Linked DNA regions of Homo sapiens: region 1 is linked to region 2. A link is a contact called in ENCODE Hi-C or POLR2A ChIA-PET data. All regions are on one chromosome and are shown on one strand. Each heading gives the region's core, a stretch centred on a gene start or an enhancer-like site at or near the end of the contact. The rest is flanking DNA. Distances are from core to core; before and after follow the strand shown. Region 1 overlaps LINC00924 (long intergenic non-protein coding RNA 924). Region 2 has its middle 68 kb from the start of LETR1.

Evidence for each region. Hi-C counts contacts between places; a loop is a spot of excess contacts on that map. ChIA-PET counts read pairs that join two places held with the same protein, here RNA polymerase II (POLR2A). Pooled maps may share reads with other maps.
Region 1: a loop to region 2 is called in a map of endothelial cell of umbilical vein, with 5 times the contacts of the local background. The contact joins two enhancer-like sites. A Hi-C loop is called at or near these places in 8 of 168 maps with a recorded cell type or tissue (aorta, cardiac septum, endothelial cell of umbilical vein and 4 more) and 7 of 50 pooled maps. POLR2A ChIA-PET finds 5 or more read pairs at or near these places in 1 of 52 experiments (GM12878).

The regions. Positions count from the first base shown.
Region 1 is chr15:95,455,973-95,460,145 of GRCh38, reverse strand. All of the region lies in intron 3 of LINC00924 (long intergenic non-protein coding RNA 924), which reads right to left. Among named protein-coding and RNA genes, the nearest start is that of LINC00924, 25 kb to the right of the region's middle. Within about 2 kb of position 2,440, at least 5 of the 41 ENCODE cell types and tissues checked have a DNase peak (open chromatin) inside an H3K27ac peak, as active enhancers do; they include endothelial cell of umbilical vein and testis, where a contact is called at or near this core.
Region 2 is chr15:95,257,304-95,261,827 of GRCh38, reverse strand. No RefSeq gene overlaps it. Among named protein-coding and RNA genes, the nearest start is that of LETR1, 68 kb to the left of the region's middle. Within about 2 kb of position 2,232, at least 8 of the 41 ENCODE cell types and tissues checked have a DNase peak (open chromatin) inside an H3K27ac peak, as active enhancers do; they include endothelial cell of umbilical vein and testis, where a contact is called at or near this core.

The DNA of each region.
Region 1 (4,173 bases), core at 1,191-3,690, 200 kb before region 2:
TTATTGGTTGAGTAACTGGTATTGTAACATAGCAGCCTTTTAGAAATGTGCTCCTGTGACTTCATACTTCTACAGAAGTTGCAAGGATCTAAACGCTTCAAACTCTGATAAACTTTATTCACTGACAAATTTATTCTCAGAAATGTTCATACCTTTGTGGAAAAGGTATAAAAATAGTCTGTAATTGTCTACATAGTAGATATTTTATTAAGTAAAGACATTGTTTTCAAAGCCAGATTTCTATCTAAGATGATTTTGAAAAATATCGCTGCTCAGTTCTTCCAATGCCATTGGCATAAGTGAAATCACTGTCAGCGGCTGGCTATAAAGGGAAGAGTTGTACAGAATTGTAGCTCAGAGATGCTGAGATGATATCAAATGTCATTTTGATTCTGAAACTAAAGAAGGGAAGAGTATTGTGCAAGGTGAGGGGAGGCATGCAGGTAAGGGATCCAGTGCAACCTTTCCTGGGTAGTCAGCGAGAGAATCATGCAATTGTTGTTATGGCTAAAGCTTGATTGAGACCTATTTTAAAACTCGTCTTTTCTGCTTTGGCCTTCTCTTAAAGGAAGACAAATGCCCTTGAAAAGGAGTCTTAAAAGTATGATTCACGGACTTGGGAAGAATTACAGGATGCAGACAGCCTAGAGTGGTGCCTCCTGCCCCCAAAGGAGTTCACATTTCCTTCCTCTTAATCTGAGTGAACCATTAAAAAGTTAGTCAGTTCCCTGGAGGCTCTTTCTGAGGAATCTCCTAAAAGGAAATACCCTGCACTGGAAAGGTAATTTACCTAGACAGGATTTAAAAAACTAAGTTCCAGTTCAGAGATAACCAGCGACTTTATATGGGCTGGTGTATTCCTCCTTTTAAGGATTCTCCCCTGAAGTTAGTTAACAAATCAAAAAGGTAGGCAGAACAACATCAAGAAAGAACACACTACCCTTGCACATTTTATTTATTTATTTTTATATGCAATTAAGTCCTCAAACGGATAGTTTCACTGCTGTTGTAATATCAAACTGTAAATATGCAATACATTGATTTTTTTTTTCCTGAAAATAGGCTCGTATTCAAACCAGAAACATTTTGTGTTCTATTCTGAGAATGTTTTTAATTATTTTAGCTAGTGGGAAAACTCTTTTCTTTGGGATAGGGATGTGGGAGGGGAACAAAAATCTGTGTTCTGGACCTTAGGGAGTGCTGTGGTAATTCAGTTTCTGAGGTCTTCAGGAAGCCGGGCTTAGGAGTTGATTCCCTTTTATGGCTAAATAACTCTTATGAATTTGTCTTTTCAAAGTCCACTGGAAACTGGAAAGAGGAGCATGATTACAGAAAGCTGCAGCTGTGAATATTTGCAGAGCAGCTTAGTTTCCCATCTCTATCAATTCTCTCTCCCCTGCCCCCACCTCCAGCAACTAATATCTTAGCATCTTATGGAGTAATATGATAGAACTGTCAAGAATGAATGAGGACTTTGGGCCGTATTAATTCCCATCAACAAACTAATGTCTAATGTTTTGTAGGCTACAGATAAGAAGTTGACCACTGCATTACATTTGTCAATAATTTTTGCATTTTCTAGGGTTAGGTTCATGGAAGGAATTTTTTCCTGATGGTGGTGAGAACGCTGTCAAGATTTTGTTGCTCAAATAAGATCAGAACATGCATTTGTTGTTTGCACACTTTTTCCTGGAAGAAAATGGAGGGGAACTATAAACAAGCAGAAAGGTGGAAAAATGCAAATGCTGGAGTTGGAGGTGGCTTATATAGGGAAGTCTCTGTATATTGAAACAAATCAGGGAGACTGGGCCAGGCCAGGCAAGAGAGGACAGCACATTCTCATCTTTTACTTCTTCTGAAATTGGAAGTACAAGATTCTGAAATTCTGGTAGATTAAACGAGAACGACAAGCATCTTTTTGCCTCAAGAAATTTAATGTTTTGTAGCCATAGGGCAGGATTCCGATACCATACTGTATTATCACAAGCTAAAGTCAAAAAAGAAAGAAGTTTTGAGAATGCCTGGATTTGTATGTTTTCAATACATAATACAACTCTTTCTGTGTGAAATGAAAGGCAGATCGTGGGAAAATGTATGATTCTATTTATAGTCAAATTTAAATTATCTGATTATAAGGCAAAATTAGGACAGACTTTAAACCTGCCCTTTTAGTGTCTAATTTGCCACAAAAAATAGTAAAACTACTCACATTTGATAAGCAATCTGTCTTGTTATTTCTTATCCTATGAACTATGAAAAAGAACTAAGAAAAATTCCCCTCTTTTTTTTTTCTTTTCATAAAACTCAATCCAGGGCCTGCATATTATATTCACATTTTTTCTTGTGTGCTTCCTTTTGTATGTTTTGGCCACACTGGCGGAATTTTCTATGATAAGAGGACCACCAATCCAGTATGCATGGTGTGGGGTTGGCCCGTTGAGTGGGCCCCACTGGGCCTCCGGGGAAGAGGGCCAGGAATTCACAGGGCTTGATTACCACCGGGGCTTTTTCTGCTTTTAAGTTAACTATGTTCTTCCTGGTAAATCAACGCCTCGACTTCGGAGATTGAACATCAGCTCTGTGATTGAGCAGAAACTCTGAAAAGAAGACTTGCCAGCAATGCCTACCTGACCTTTCTCCAAACTTGTTATAAGGAAAATAAGAAGGTGTCCAGGAGAAAGGGAGTCGTTGGATGTGGAACTACTAGGGGGACTTAAATGTTTTTAAACCAGCTTCCACGGTGACATATGTAAACAGAAGTCAAAGTATCTTCATGCATACAAGATAAACATTTATCATTTAGCTTTTCATTTTGTGTCCATAACACTTGCATGTGCCTGCCATGAGTATTTTCTTTCTAAAAAGCATAAAATTAAATTTACCAGGATGCGTCCAATTGTGATTTCTCTATTTACTTCCTATGATCTAACACAATCTGGTAAATATTTATGGGACACATGTGCCATTAAAGTGGCTGGGTTATATGTTGGTGACATGAAGATAGAGTCGTTAATACTTGAGATTGGTCAAATGGCTCTGTTAGTATTCAAATTTTCTGTTCTTAACATGGTTGTTAGCATTTTCTTTTTGATAGGTTTGGTTTTATTATTGTGACCAATTTTTTATCTCTCCTTGTATCTATGGCCTATGATGTGTGATTTTCACATGTGACTTAAGGAGATAAGTATATGAGCTTATCCCCTGACTTAGGGTTACCCATATGACTTGCTGTGGCCAAAAGAATAAGGTAGAAATGAGAGCATGCCCTAAGAGGCATTGCATGGTATTGCTTTCTTTCTTATGCTTATGCTTAGCCATGAGAACATACCTGGGCAGCACTGTTTGTCCCAAGGGGAAGATGAAGAACATAGAGAACAGAATCAGCTGAGCCATCCCAGCCAAGCTTAGCTATGATCAACTATGTCCTAACTGATCTCCGGATGCATGAGTGATCATAAACCCTAGCTGTCTAAAGCCACTACCTTTTGGAATGGTTTGTTATATAGCAGTCACAATAAGATTTATTCTTTCATTCATTTATTAATTTTCAAACATCAGTTGGACACTTCCTAAGCCCCAAGTTCCGTGGCAGAGGCCTGAGATACAAAGTGCAAATTTCCAGGGAAAACAGAAAAATGGAGCAGTCAATAAAATAGATGCGCAAAGTGCTGAGATAAAAGTGTGCCTTGGGTGCTATGGTGAATCCTTAATAGGATGGTATAAGAGGCATTCTGGAAGAGGGATAATGCCACGTGAAATTTTAAAGAGTGAATAGGGATTAGGAAGGCACTAACATTGGATTTTGAAGAGAAAAAGAGTAGAAGGGCATTCTTCGCAGAGAAAGCACAATCACATTTGCAAATATCCTCGTGCTGAGAAGCAGCCTGGTGCTTTGAGGCCGCAGCAAGGCGCCTGACACAAGCAGGAACCATGCTTTGCATTTTTTTTTAACTCAACATGGTACTTAACATAGCCAAGTCAAGTATGGTCAAGGGATGGCTTGGCAGTACTATTGGGCACTGTCTTAAGTAGAAACTAGAGACAATGTCTAAGAAAAGTCACCTTAGGGATACCCAGCATCCTATGTGAATTCAGACCTAACTGCTTGAGAATGTCAAACTAAGGCAGGAAGTCTTTTGATTATTTGTGGTGTTTTTCTCTTCACTTCCTGCT
Region 2 (4,524 bases), core at 983-3,482:
ACCAAGCAGTTGATACTCAGGATAGTTTTGCCTTCTAACGAATTTGTGCCAAAATTCAGAATATCACATTACAGCATTTGCAAAAGAATAGTGTAAAGGCCAGAGAAAAAATGAGCAATGCAGAATATTGCTCCTTAAGTCATCAAAGAAATACAGACAATGTGTCCTATTACGACACCTCAAATACCTGTCACTAACTCCATCCAGCTGTGAGTGTTCAGGAGACAATATTAACAGATGTGTGGTTGGAAATTAGCTGTTTGGGGGGTATTTTTAATGAGATAGTTCTTTATTATTTTTTCTAGAATAAATTCCCCTTCTTTAGTTAGCCTTGATAAAACAGTGTCCAAGGTAAGTCTTGGAATCTCATCAGAAATCTCAAATGATTATTTTAGCTCTTTCAACTTTCTCCTCTTCAAAGCCATTAAACAAAGCAACTAATGAGTAAATATATAGGATGGCTTAAGATTTATTTCTTTCTCCACGGTTTATTCAGAAGTAATAAAATATTAGCAAAGGTAGCCAAGGCGGCTCATGCCAGTAATCCCAGTACTTTGGGAGTCTGAAGTTAGAAGATCACTTGAGGCCAGCAGTTCAAGACCAGCCTGGGTAACATAATGAGACCCCCATCTCTACAAAAATAAAATAAAGTAAATTCGCTGTGTGTATTGGCGTGTGCCTCTAGTTTGAGGTACTTGGGAGGCTGAGATAGAAGAATTGTTTGGGCTCCGTAATTCGAGGCTGCTGCAGTGAGCTATGATTGCATCACTGCACTTCAGCTTGAGTGACAGAGCAAAACCTTACCTTCAAAAAAAAAGGCAGAAAATAGTAAAGTTAAAGAAAAAAATGTTAATAGCCAAATCCCGGGTTGATTTTCATAGATTGAAAACTCAATTTTAGAGGAAAAGAAGGGTCAACTGAATCTTCTGTGTGTCAGGTGCTCACTTAATCTTCCCAATGGAGTCAGTACCTATGAAGTACAAATGAGGTGCCAGAAAGCTGCTATGTTCCAGAACCAAGTCTTTTCTTTGAAAGACTAAATTCTCTGCTTTGTCCCTGCTGCTTTGAGAGTTTGGTTACGTATATGATAAGGCCGTGTAATAATCTTGACATCTATGACTTCTATTTGAAGAACACAACTATGCATCTTTTCTGCATCCTAATAGAAGCAGACCTATTCAGAGACAAGAGTCTTTGTGCATAGTTTCAACTTTCATGCACTTTAGTCACCTGTTTTTTTTTTTTTTTTTAAGGCAGATTTTGACTCCAAAAGTCCAGGATGGGGCCTGAGGTTCTGCATGTCTAACAATTTCCCAGCTGATGCCAAAGCTGCTGATCAGAGTCTACACCTTAAGAAGTAAGGACTGTCAGAGAGCAGTGAGCTGAAGTGCCAGGGTAGAGACTTGGGATAAGGGGCCAAAAGGACTGGCTTCTGTCAAAGTTAAAACTTGGCGCCCCTAGGGAAATTCCTTCAGTGGATTGTGGAGCCATTTGCAAAACAAGGGCTAGTGTAGTCCTCTGGTTGGCTTTTTCACCAGCAGGCTTGAGGTTCTCTACCCATACACAGCTCTCCTGAAGTCCACCGCTGTTTTGTTTGGACAGGCTGGTCTCAAGTCTGAGCTTGCACACAAAGAGCTTATCACCAACACTGGCCTTTCTCTGGCAGCTGTTTTCCTTCCGAGTCCCAGGGCTCTAGTCTGAGGGCAGGAAAAAGGCTTGCTGGAGAAAGAAGGGGTGCTATCAGCAAGCTGTGGTAGATGCCTGGCTTCAAGACCTTGCGGGGGAGTACCTCTCCCACACATACCTCCTTACACACACCCCAAAGATCAGCTTCTCCACTATGTCCTTGCCCTAGAATAAGTATGAAATAAGCAGTTTGATAAATCTATCGGTTTTGTCCATAAAAGCTGGCGAAGAAGCAGAGACTAAATTACTTCCTATAATAAAACAAGGAATTTCTATAAATTACAAGGACTGAATGTCAAGTCCTACAGAAAAACCTGCTCATGGGCATATGTGTCCGTGATGGAACAACACATATCCCACCAGCATGAGGTCAGGCATATGAAATCAGTATGAGGTATATGAGTGCCACATCTAGGAGAACTGATAAAAATCAGAGTCGTTGTCAGCTGTGTAAATTGAGAGGAAAAGGCGCCTTCAGCGACTTCCTTTGGGGAAGGCTTGTTTTGTGCTGGTGAACTGCTCCCCCTGGTGGATCAGAAATCGTCATGGTCGGGATTCCATTCTGAAGGGAGCAAACATGCTCTGGAGAAAACTGGGCAGTTGCAGGTATAGAGATATCCTCCCAAAAAAAGCTAATTTCTGAGCCCCCAGAAATACATTGAATACCTTCTGGGACCCTAACTGAGTCTTAGTGTGGCCATGATGTGAATTGCAAAGTTTGTCTTCCCACATTATTGGAGTTGTCTTGTGTATTCTCATTATTATGGTTGTTTCAAAATTGTGGCTGTATATTGATTTGAGAGATACGGAAAAGTCTTAAGTCCTGTATTTTATTTTATTTCCACTTTAAAAGCAATTCTGGATATTTACAAGGGGAAAAAGACCAACAGCGAGGAGAACATTTTTCTGTGAAATCATTTGTTTCCCTTACTGTCTACTTTTAACTGCTCTCTCTGAGGTGGTCATGTCGATTGTGATTAATTTATGCCTGGGCCTCTTGTTCTACTTCCCTCAACCTAAAAATAAGTTTTGTGATTTTCTCAGGATGAAATTTCTACTTTCATTATTTATGTCAGTGCCAATAGAGATAGTTTATGTTGTTGTTTTCATTAAAGAGATTTTTTGTATGCCCTGCCATGCACAAAGAGGAGATTTTGCAGGTCAGGCAGAGATGAAAATCTCTGACAACACTCTTACTCTTTCGAACATTCTGCAATGAGGATTGCAGCTTCAGTCCAAACAGTGTATAAGCTAAATAAGGAAGTGTTTTAAATATTTATTTAACAAGACATATTTTAAATAACCTACATATGTAAATAGAGTTCTTAGCCTGTACATTATTGCCAGGTCGATTCTCATGTTCTGATATATAATTAATTACTGGTTTATTCCTCTGTAAACCGAAGCAGGGAATAATTCCGTGATGCCAGGTCACTGATGTCAGCAAAATGTAATACCCTTTGTCAGTGGGATCTGTGCAGGAGAAATTGAGACTGTAAAATCTGTGATGGTGGGTGCCAAAAGGTGTCCAAAAAACAAGTTCCTATCTCCATTTTAGTTGTTTTCTCCTGATGTGTAGACTTTTTCTCTATGTTACCTAAGTGGGATTAGAATGCACATTTTTTATGTTAATGCAAACTCAGAATGCCTATGCAGTCTAAACTATGCATTTTATAAGTCACCTAAAGTGTCATCTAAAGTAAATGCATATCATGACCATTTTAAGCAGCACTATTATATTTAGAAACAATAACAACACAAATATCAATCATTTTGGTAATTCTTGATCATTGAAAAAATGAATTTTTAAATGTTTAAGCAAAATCCACAAGTCATTTTTAACTTTTTGAGAGAAAAATATGGCGATATGTATGTATATATATATAATTTTGTTTTCACTTAAATGAGCACCTGTCTTTCAAATTACTCTACTAAAAACTTCTAAAGGGCAAAAATTCTGAACATCAAATTTGTCAAGGGTATAGATAGCCCTAGGAAAGAAAAAAGCAGGCAAAAATGTGGCACCTTTTCTCCTTAGACTTCATTTCTGATGATGTAAAATAAGTAATCATCTCCAATACCTTAGCACTTTGCTCGTTTGGGTCAGTGGTGCAACAAGCATATTTCATTTAAACATAGCACATGTCAGTTACCAAAAACCCAACTCAAAGTTTTTATTCCAAGCTCTCTGAATTAGCTCCTCAACTAAATTCTAGCTAGTGGATTAATGACATAAAATATCTTGGCTCATGGCCACAACATCCGGGAAATTTAGTGTGGAAAATCATGTAAAATGATTGGTTTATGCCATCATAACATACCAACCTATTGGTCATGTCACCTTTTAACCATCATCTACTTGTTTTGCCACGCTTAAAAATGTTCTATATTAAATCCATAATAGATCTTTTTGCTATTCTTGCGGGGCACTTTTGGCTCATGACTGTAATCCCAGCACTTTGGGAGGCTGAGGCGGGTGAATCACTTGAGATCAGGAGTTTGAGACCAGCCTGGCCAACATGATGAAATTCCATCTCTGTCAAAAAATACAAGAATCCAGGCATGGTGGCACACACCTGTAGTCTCAGCTCCTCAGAAGGCTGAGATGGGAGAATCCCTTGTATCTGGCAGGCGGAGGTTTTAGTAAGCCAAGATCACGACATTGCACTCCAGACTGGGCGACAGAGTGAGACCCTGTGTCAAAAAAAAAAAAAAAAAAAATCTTTGTGCTATTCTGCTTTGGGAAGAAATATTAAAGTGCTGGGAAAATAAAAAATGGCAGTAACAAAAAAATAGAATTTTATGGTCTGAGTGATCATCAGAAGCACTGTTAGATGC